Linked DNA regions of Mus musculus: region 2 is linked to region 1. Evidence: chromatin loops called from intact Hi-C (ENCODE). Cell type or tissue: heart. All regions are shown on one strand. Each heading gives the region's core, and the rest is flanking DNA. Links, peaks and the distances in the headings are about the cores only. Region 1 overlaps Wwc2 (WW, C2 and coiled-coil domain containing 2). Region 2 has its middle 3.8 kb from the start of Wwc2.

Region 1 (4,395 bases), core at 127-4,126:
AAAGAGGTCAGGCATCGAAAGAAAATGCACAAGTTGAATCAGCGGGGACTTGAGACTTCATCCAAGGAAGGCAGTGCCTTGATCCTGCTCTGGGATACCCAGCTTGTGAGCCCAGGACCCTCTGGCAAGCTGCTGGCTAGAGGGGCTCGCCTTCCCTCCTGCGTGTACCTGACAAAAGGTAAAGGGATCAAAGGGACTAAGGCATGGGACAGTGCTCTACAGGCCACAGAACAATCACACTAGCTCACAGCCCTGCAAGGTCGGGCTATACACAATTAGGTTTGGAGAAAAAAAATAAAACCTACCCAATTTCATCTTATTTATAGGTACCTATTCCTTTGATTGTCTACAACACAACTTCTATTATATCTTACAATTAAAAAGTAATTCTTAACCCTGTCTCGAAAAAAACAAAAAAAAAGTAATTTTTGCCATTTTCTGTAACACTGTTGTGATCAATTCTTTCACAATTGCATTTTAAAGAACAGCTACTTTTTGAAATCTCTTAGACAAATCTATTCAATCAGGAAGAAAAATTAATGCAAAGAAGAACTGAGTCAGAAGACATGATGGTCTGGAGGAAGCCCCAAACACTGCCAATATATATATATATATATATATATATCCTACATATCAGATTTCTTAATGCACAGGGCTTTTCTCCCGTTCTCCAGGCCGTGATCTTGCTCAGCAGCTCCTGTGTCAGCTCCTGTAGGCTGCTCTCAGCTACCAGGCTGGGCTTTGGGCTCATGTGAGTGAGTGAGGGGGGGGGGGGGTGAGTGTCTGTGTGTGTGGTATGTAGGCCAGAGGTTGATGTTGATGTCTGGTATCCTTGGAGATCATTTTCTACCGTATTCATTTTCACTGTTTTATGTGGATGGCTGTTTTGTCTCTGTGTAGGTTTGTGTACCACATGCATGCATAGCCTGCAGAGGACAGAAGAGGGTCCTCTTCCTCTACATAAACTTCTTGCTGGAGTCACTAGAGGGACGATAGAGGAACCCTAAAAAGCCACAGAAACTTAGTAGGGCAGCAGTTTCTGCCCTTCATGTCGTCATCAAGCTTCTCCGCCGAGGGCACCTGGGCTGCAGGTCTTCTTCAGACTCTGAAGTGTCCTTCCTCCCAGGGGACTATGACTGCAGTCCTCTTTCTGCACTCGGCTGTCTGAGCTCCTTACCAGCCCTGTCCTTCTGGTGTCTTCATCCAGAAAGGGACTTTTCACTCCTGCCCCTAAAAGAGCCTCCCCTACACACCCTGTTTCTCTTCCTTGCCCTGGGCGGCCTATCAGGCCATCACCTCTTCCTGCCTCTACTTTAGCACCAGAGGGAGATGGGCACTGCCTCCCGTGAACTCACAACTCTGCACCTGGGAAAGCATCCGAGCCAACGACCCAGTAAGACTAGTCTCTTTTCCATTCAAAAATTAAATTAAATAAATGGCACTCACACACATCCCTGCCCACTTGTTTTAAATAATCTTCAGATGCCTTAGCAACATTTAAGTAATCCAGGCACATCGGACGATTCTAGGTAAGCACCTGGAATTTGTGGGAAGCAGCAAAAATCTGTCAGCAGCAGGAAACCACAGCTTAAGGAATGCTGTGGGCGAGCTTACATACAGGAAACTGAAAGGGAGAACAGTTCTCCCTTGCCCCATGCGCTCCCACAATGAATCTGGCTTGTGCAGATGCTCTTAATCGCCACTAGAGGGCGATCTCAGCCACAGCCGCCGGGTGTACACTGCAGGTGTTACACTGGCCACAGAAATCAGGATCAGGATACACAGGATGGCTGAGAACTGAGTTTAGTGTCTTGAGAGCTCAGTTTGAACCACCCCTACTCCTGAAATAATGAAGAAGCCACAACAGAATGGAAAACAGGAAAGCTTAAGGCAAGGCAGCAAGGAGCGTTCTTTGGTGGCCACATGGGCAGCAGGAAGAAACGGAGGGTCTGGTGTTGCCGATGTACTTGATGATGACGCTATGTGAACTCTCCTTTCAGGGTGTTCCTGGACACCACCTGCCCGCTCCGACACTGAGGAGGTGTAGCTCAGAGACGAGGTCTCTGAATCAGGTTCAAGGACAGGTTGGGGACAAGCAGCAATAGAGTAAGTGTGTAGAGTGGTACAGAGCAATGACACCAGGGCACAGAGTGTGAGCTCAGCCAGAGTAGCAACAGCAGCATTAGCAGCTAGAGCCAAGCCCTGTGGTGCTGCATCTGCCTGGGAGTGAAGGGCCTGCCTGCTCCAGTGCTTGCTGTAGCAGGAGGCTCTGATCTTTAGGATACGAGGGGAGGAGCCATGAGAAAAACCAAACAAGCAAAATCAGAGATCCACTCTGTGGCACAGAGATGGGGATCTGTCCTTGACCACAGGTACTGAAAGGACATTTGTATGTACTTATTTACTTAGTGTGGAAGTGGCTTGCCATCCAAAGGACCCAAAGTCTGCACAGTACACAAATGATAAACACATCTCTTTCGGGCACTGTTCAGTCTACAGCAGACACACTGTGCAGCTAACTACGCTGCCTATTGCCCACATGGCACAAACCCCATGGCTGCTTCTCACTAAATATTATCATTATTTTATGTAAGGGCTATGTAGCGTCTGCTTCTGAGGAGTCCCAACCTGACACTAGAGATGTGACAGTCACTATGTAGAAGCCACTGAGGAGCAAACCATCCCCAGTACAAGCGTCAAGCATGCTGCCACGCCTGTAAAGGCTGCTAAGATGAGCTCTCCCCGCACACAGCCAAGGAGGAGCAGAGGGCTTTCCGGGCTCACCTGCTACAGAGGACAGCAGAGAGACAGCCTTGCATGGAAGATGTGCACGGCTACTCTAGAGTCTCCACGGCCTTAGCTCTATAACCAAAGACTCAACAAGCCCGGATCAAGGTGCTCAGGGAAGACCCTGGGTTTGTGCTGATCACGTGACCTTTAGCATCACAGAACGGCAGCGTTTCTTGAGCACGTGCACTGTGTTGGGAATCCTATGCAATCTAGAAAGTAGTCATGCTTCTGAGAGGACACATGCACCTTTTGTTAACACTACACAGTCTATTCGGAGCAGTTATGACTGTGTATCAGGGAGGGTCCTGGAACCAGCCCTTGGGACATCAAGGGGACAAGGCATGGCATTGAGTAAGTGTTGAGCAGTGTAAATGCACCAGCCTCTTACACAGCGAGCTCACCAACGCTGCCCGCTTCCTTCCACCCACTGATGAATCTCCAAACGAAAACCAGAGTGTTCTTCCTTTTGTGCCTGTTGGTGCTTGCTACCCCGACCATCCTCACACCTTAAGCTAAAACTCTGATCAGCACTAGGCAGAGAAAGCAGAGGAGGGGGGCGGGGACAACAGTGAGAACTCAGCTGAACAGGTGCAGTTGTCAGAGGATTTGCTCTGGGGACCTGCTTGTGCTCCCTAAAACCAGGATGCTGCAGCCAAACCGTGTCTCCATCAACATGACTCCCCAAATGGCGAAACTCAAATTGTTCACCCAATCAGTTATGGCAGCTTTTTGCTCCCCACCCCACTGTCAAAATGTTTTGACGTTTAAATCTAGGTATTTATTGAGAAATGGAAATTAAAAGTAAAGAGGCCAAGAATTCAGAAAGGTTCTGGGTGGATGTTTGAACGTATCTCCAGGTCTCTTGAGACACATGTGGGTTTGCTCTGGGGCAGACACTGCTCCTCCCGAGCCATCTGTGACGAGCACTGATCTGAAGGGCCAGTTTGTCACCAAACAGGCACCCTGGCATAGCGGCAGCAGTGTGGGCTCAGGGCTCTGCCACAGGTATAAGGGACTCCAGAGTCCTGCCCATCTGCCGGCGGGACTGGATAGTTTAGAATAAGTAACTCTTACACCTTCCCTCAGAAAGATAAAAAAAACTGCTCATAATGATTACCTCTGCCTCAGAAGCAGGCTTCAACTGACAAGCCACGTGCAAGAGACATCTTGTGACTGATTAAGATATCAAAGAGAGCACGCAGTCTTTTCCTTTCCTTGTGAAATTAAAAGCAATAAACATTTGACTTCTTGTGAGTGTAGAAAGAGATCAGGAAGGCTCACTTCTGCAACAGTCTAGGTCGACATCATCAGAAAGCAGCAGTTTATGGCTATTGTTATCAGACTCGCTCAATGGTGCACCGCATTCCTGATTTTATGTCAACATTCCTTAGGTATTCGACATCTGTCACGAGCTTTTCACATTCCAAACAGACACAGAGGAACCAATACTTGGGGCATAGGAGGGTGTGCTTCACTGCTCTAAAGACATTTCTCTTGCGTGAGTCTACTAACAACAAAAGCTATTTAGAGTCCCAAACCTGGGGGTCTGTCACCAGTAAGGCACAACCACAGGTCTAAGTCACCCTGTTCCCAGAAGAAAACAAA
Region 2 (4,395 bases), core at 152-4,151, 120 kb after region 1:
AGAGGCAGAGGTTCTCAAGAGAAACCTCTCATTTTCTAGGTCTTTCCCATAATGCCAAGGCCCGTGGAAGCTGGTTTTTGTGCTTTGTTGAGGGAAGTTTCTGCTTCCTAACCTGTATTCTGCCTCAGCCTATTAGCAGTAAGATAATCAGCCAGGGTCCTAGCTCTCAGTGGGTGGAGGGATCCTGTCTAAAGTTACACTGCCGAATGTGTAATTCTCTATGTTGGCCCATTCACATGGCCAAGATGTAGCCAGTGACTAACCCAAACTATCCTAATTTGTGGCTTCCTTAGTGAGTTTCTCCCTTCCCCTAAAGAATTTGAAGATATTTATTGTGCTAGCATGTCGACACCTTACATCTCAACCGTAAGAGTGAAGCACATAGCTGTTGCAGTAGGTCAGCTTGCTTCCGTGGAATGAATACTCACTCCATGGGCGTCCTCTGTATAACGAAGTCAGGTAAGCTTTCAACTAAATATTATTCAGGAATGCAAAGTGGCTCACGTTTATTGTCCCATGAATCCCCAGACTTCAAAAAGAAATGCCAAAATGACACAGGCTCGTTTCTGCTGATCGGCACAGGAAACGTTAGCCAAAAGCAGTCCAAGTGACAGAAAGGGTTGCAGTTCTCAGAACCCTTTTTACTAGGATCCAATTCTGAGTTCCTACAATCCCTTTGAAGACTCCCTAAGGGTTAATCAATGAGACTTTATTTATATTCATATCTGTGAAATGTACAGATGATGCCCTTTTAGAGATGGGCGCACTTCCGGTTTGCTTATGGCTGCCTGTGATCATTGGCCAGGAAAGGTGTATAGGCTGCTTGTGGGTGCCAGCCAGCCAGTTACCACAAACTAACCAGCAACGAGTCTATTCACTGGCTCGGAGACTCGCCTTTTCTCCTGGTTCTATATTCACCAGTGTTAATCTTCTGTTGGGATGTGGAGCAATAAACAACTAGAAGGTGATGGACAACTGTCATCTCACACCTAGGAGGTGGGCACAGGAAGACCAAGAGTTGAAAAACAGCTTTGTCTACATAGTAAATTCGAGACTATCTTAGACTACATGAGAGTCTGTCTCCAAAAAAAGAAAAAAAAAAAAGAAGAAGAGAAAAGAAACAAAAACAACAACAACAAAGCCCATAAACACAAAGGGATAAAGGAATATAGCCCAGGTGGTAAATGCTAAACTAGCAAGCCCTAGTTCCGTCTGTAACAGCATAAAATCAGACGGTATAGCACATGTCTCAAAAGATGACTGGGGAGGTGGGTGGTTCAGTGGGCAAAAGTGCTTTCCACACAAATGTAAAGACCTGAGATTCTTGTTAAAAGCCAAGTTTGGGCGTTGGTGGTGCACACCTTTAGCCCCAGCACTTGGGAGACAGAGGCCGGCTGATCTCTGAGTGAGGCCAGCCTGGTCTGCAGAGTGAGTTCTAGGACAGCCAGGGCTACACAGAGAAACCCTGTGTCCAAAAAACAAAATAAAGCTAATTACATAGCTAGCCTGAGGGTTCCCAGCACTCTATGGAGGAAAGGAGGGGGAGGCAATTGGGCCAGCTAGCCTGGTCTACAAAGTAGCAAAATAACACGGAGATTGTCTCAAGTGAGGGGAAAGCCACAAACCGGTACCTGAGGTTGCCCTAGGCTCTCCCTATGCGTGCCCACTTTCACACACATACAATAAGGGAGCACATGAATAAATATTAAAATACTTTTAAAATTTTATTAGTATATCTGAATCTGAAATATGCATAATTTGAATCCAGCAATCCCAGTTCTTTGGTGATAACTACCTATCACTGGCTAAGTTCCCAAAGCTGTTTACAAACTACCTGTATCGGAACTTATTTCATACACACACACACACACACACACACACACCAAACACCAAACTAAAAAAAATATACCAGGGCCAGGCGTGGTGGTACACACCTTTAATCCCAGCACTTGGGAGGCAGAGGCAGGCAGATTTCTAAATTCGAGGCCAGCCTGGTCTACAGAGTGAGTTCCAGGACAGCCAGGGCTGCACAGAGAAACCCTGTCTCGAAAAACCTAAATAAATAAATAAATAAATAATACATATATGTGTGTGGTATACAAGCACACACACACACACACACACACACACACACACACATATATATATATATAAAAAACAGAAAAGCCCACTGGGAGGCTATCAGTAAGGGCTGAATGTTTAACTATATATACAGCAAGAATTTCAAAGCATCAGGTAAGCACGACACAGGTTCTTATCTAAAAGGAGAAGGGTATTAAGCGGAGGAAAAACCAAGAAGCACAAAGACACTCAATAGATAACGTCAGTGGCATTATTAAGCAGGAGGACAGGGGACAGAAAACATAAAGACCGACCTAGTCTCCTAAACACCAGCTCCATGTCAAAGAAAAGCCCACCAAAGAATTCGACAGGAGGCAAATGAGACTCCTTAGAGAACAGATGAGATACCAGAATGTACAGGCTGGGCGGGGCATGTGTGTAGAAAAGACGTGGGCAAGCCCAAGTTCAAAAATGCATCTGGCATGAGGAGACCCAAGACTGACTGGAGCCATCCAGTTATGGAGGCCGCAGTGATAGTGTACACAGGAGATAGGCAAGAGCTAGGGTTAGACACGCGGCTCTGGGGGAAGAAAAGGAACGACCTGGCAGGAATTTGCAACTGATTAGATTAGAAGGGGAGAGGCAGACTAGAAGGAGGAATCTGGGATCCGTCCAAGTTTTTAGGCAGTTGAAAGCAACTCGGAGAACTGGGGGGTGAGAGGGGATGAGGAAGTCCACAGGGGAATCTGATATAGGATTTGAGTTCAGAAATTAGAGATACTTGGCAAAGAGGGGCAGCTCGCTGAAAAGGTCAGGACTTCGAATGCCCGCCGGAAGTTTGGAGCCGCCCGAAGCTCCAGGCTGGAGTCTCGAGGCGGAAGTAGGCAGGTGGAACGGAATTAAGCAGCTCGTCTCTAATCCTACTCTTGGCCTGCACTTCTTCGGTAATGTGATACGATTTTGTTTATTTCTTTATGACCTTCACTTCCACGAGGTGTGTGAGAATTAGTCGCTAGCACGGAGACCGACTTTGCAGGAACCGTTGTCTGTGTTATGCTGGTGAATCAACTCTGTGTAAGGCAAGACGAACTGGTTTCAATATTTTAATATCCCTTGTTTTCTCAAGGGGATCAAGGATTATATAAACGGAAATTCTAAATGAAGAGAACACACTCTCTCCCCACCCCCATCCCCATCAAACGGGGTTGGGGGGTTGGCTCTTGTGCAACCAAACGAGTTAAATAATGTATTTAGTTATTATAAATAGGTAACCTAATCCACACTTCCTAAGCTTTATCATCTAAAAGGTCTTTCTGAAGCTTAGTATGCTGATCTTTAAAAACTCCCAGTGCAGGGCCAAACTGGAATCTCTCATTACCATAACTACTTCTCTTCCAGTTAGTTAATCATTGTACCAACACCTTAGGCCAAAACAGTCATTTTGACTCAGTAATGAGCATCAGCAAGATGACTGGGCTTTACCTGAATAGGAGACCCCACTGAGCAGACTCTGATCACCAAGAGTATAGCGAGCGCCTCGGTGAACCCCTGTCTCCCGGTGAAGAAGGTGGTCCATTGGAAAATACTTGCCTAACACACAGAAGACCCAAGGTTTGAGCCCTCACCCCCATCGAAAGCCAAAGCAGCTAATCGTACAAAGAAAAGATGCTCAGACATCCTGATCTCCTGTAAGGCTGTCTGTGCATCCATTGGCGTTCTCTGGGGGTATACATAATACCACATTCAATTTCCATCTTACCACGTTTGATCTGCAGCTCCCCACCCACACCCCCGCCCCCATGCCAACTTTATACTCTGTGGAAAAGCAGCTCCTTTAAAAAAAAAAAAAACGAGATTCTGGAAGCTAGGGAGATGGCTCAGTGGGTAAGACACATGTCATGCATTCATAAGGACCTGAATTTGAATCCCCAGAGCCTGCGTAAAGCCAGGCACTGTAGCACACCGCTATACTCACAGTGTTCCTAGCAAAGCAGGTGGGAGGCAGAGACAAAGGACTGCCATGAAGGTCATAGGTCAGCCAGCCTGACCTGTGCAGCAGTGAACAACAAAGAGGCTCTCGCTGGTGTTTTCTGTCACCATTTTTGAGAAAAGGTCTCTCTGTGGAGTCCTGGAACTCCCTATGCACACCAGGCTGGCCTTGAACTCAGAGTTCCTCCTGCCTCTGCCTTCTGAGTGCTAGGACTAAAGGAATGTGCCACCACACCCAACCAGGGACAAGATGGAAGGCAGGAATCCACATCAGAGTTTGTCTACTGGCCTTCTTGTGTGTGTGCACTGTGACACACACAAACACACACACACACACACACACAC

What was found. Hi-C counts contacts between places; a loop is a spot of excess contacts. Peaks named below come from ENCODE experiments on the same cell type or tissue, not always from the same donor. Only the 100,000 strongest peaks of a DNase experiment are listed, where the experiment ranks them.
Region 2: a loop joins it to region 1, with 2.9 times the contacts of the local background. A loop is called at or near these places in 1 of 42 quality-filtered maps.

The regions. Positions count from the first base shown.
Region 1 is chr8:47,870,833-47,875,227 of GRCm38, forward strand. All of the region lies in intron 9 of Wwc2 (WW, C2 and coiled-coil domain containing 2), which reads right to left. Among named protein-coding and RNA genes, the nearest start is that of Cldn22, 49 kb to the left of the region's middle. In heart, for the core only: a CTCF peak has its summit at 1,702 (motif pointing right); no DNase peak of the experiment used is centred there.
Region 2 is chr8:47,992,145-47,996,539 of GRCm38, forward strand. No RefSeq gene overlaps it. Among named protein-coding and RNA genes, the nearest start is that of Wwc2, 3.8 kb to the left of the region's middle. In heart, for the core only: no CTCF peak of the experiment used is centred there; a DNase peak (open chromatin) is centred at 2,617; H3K4me3 peaks cover 1,051 bases; H3K27ac peaks cover 1,698 bases.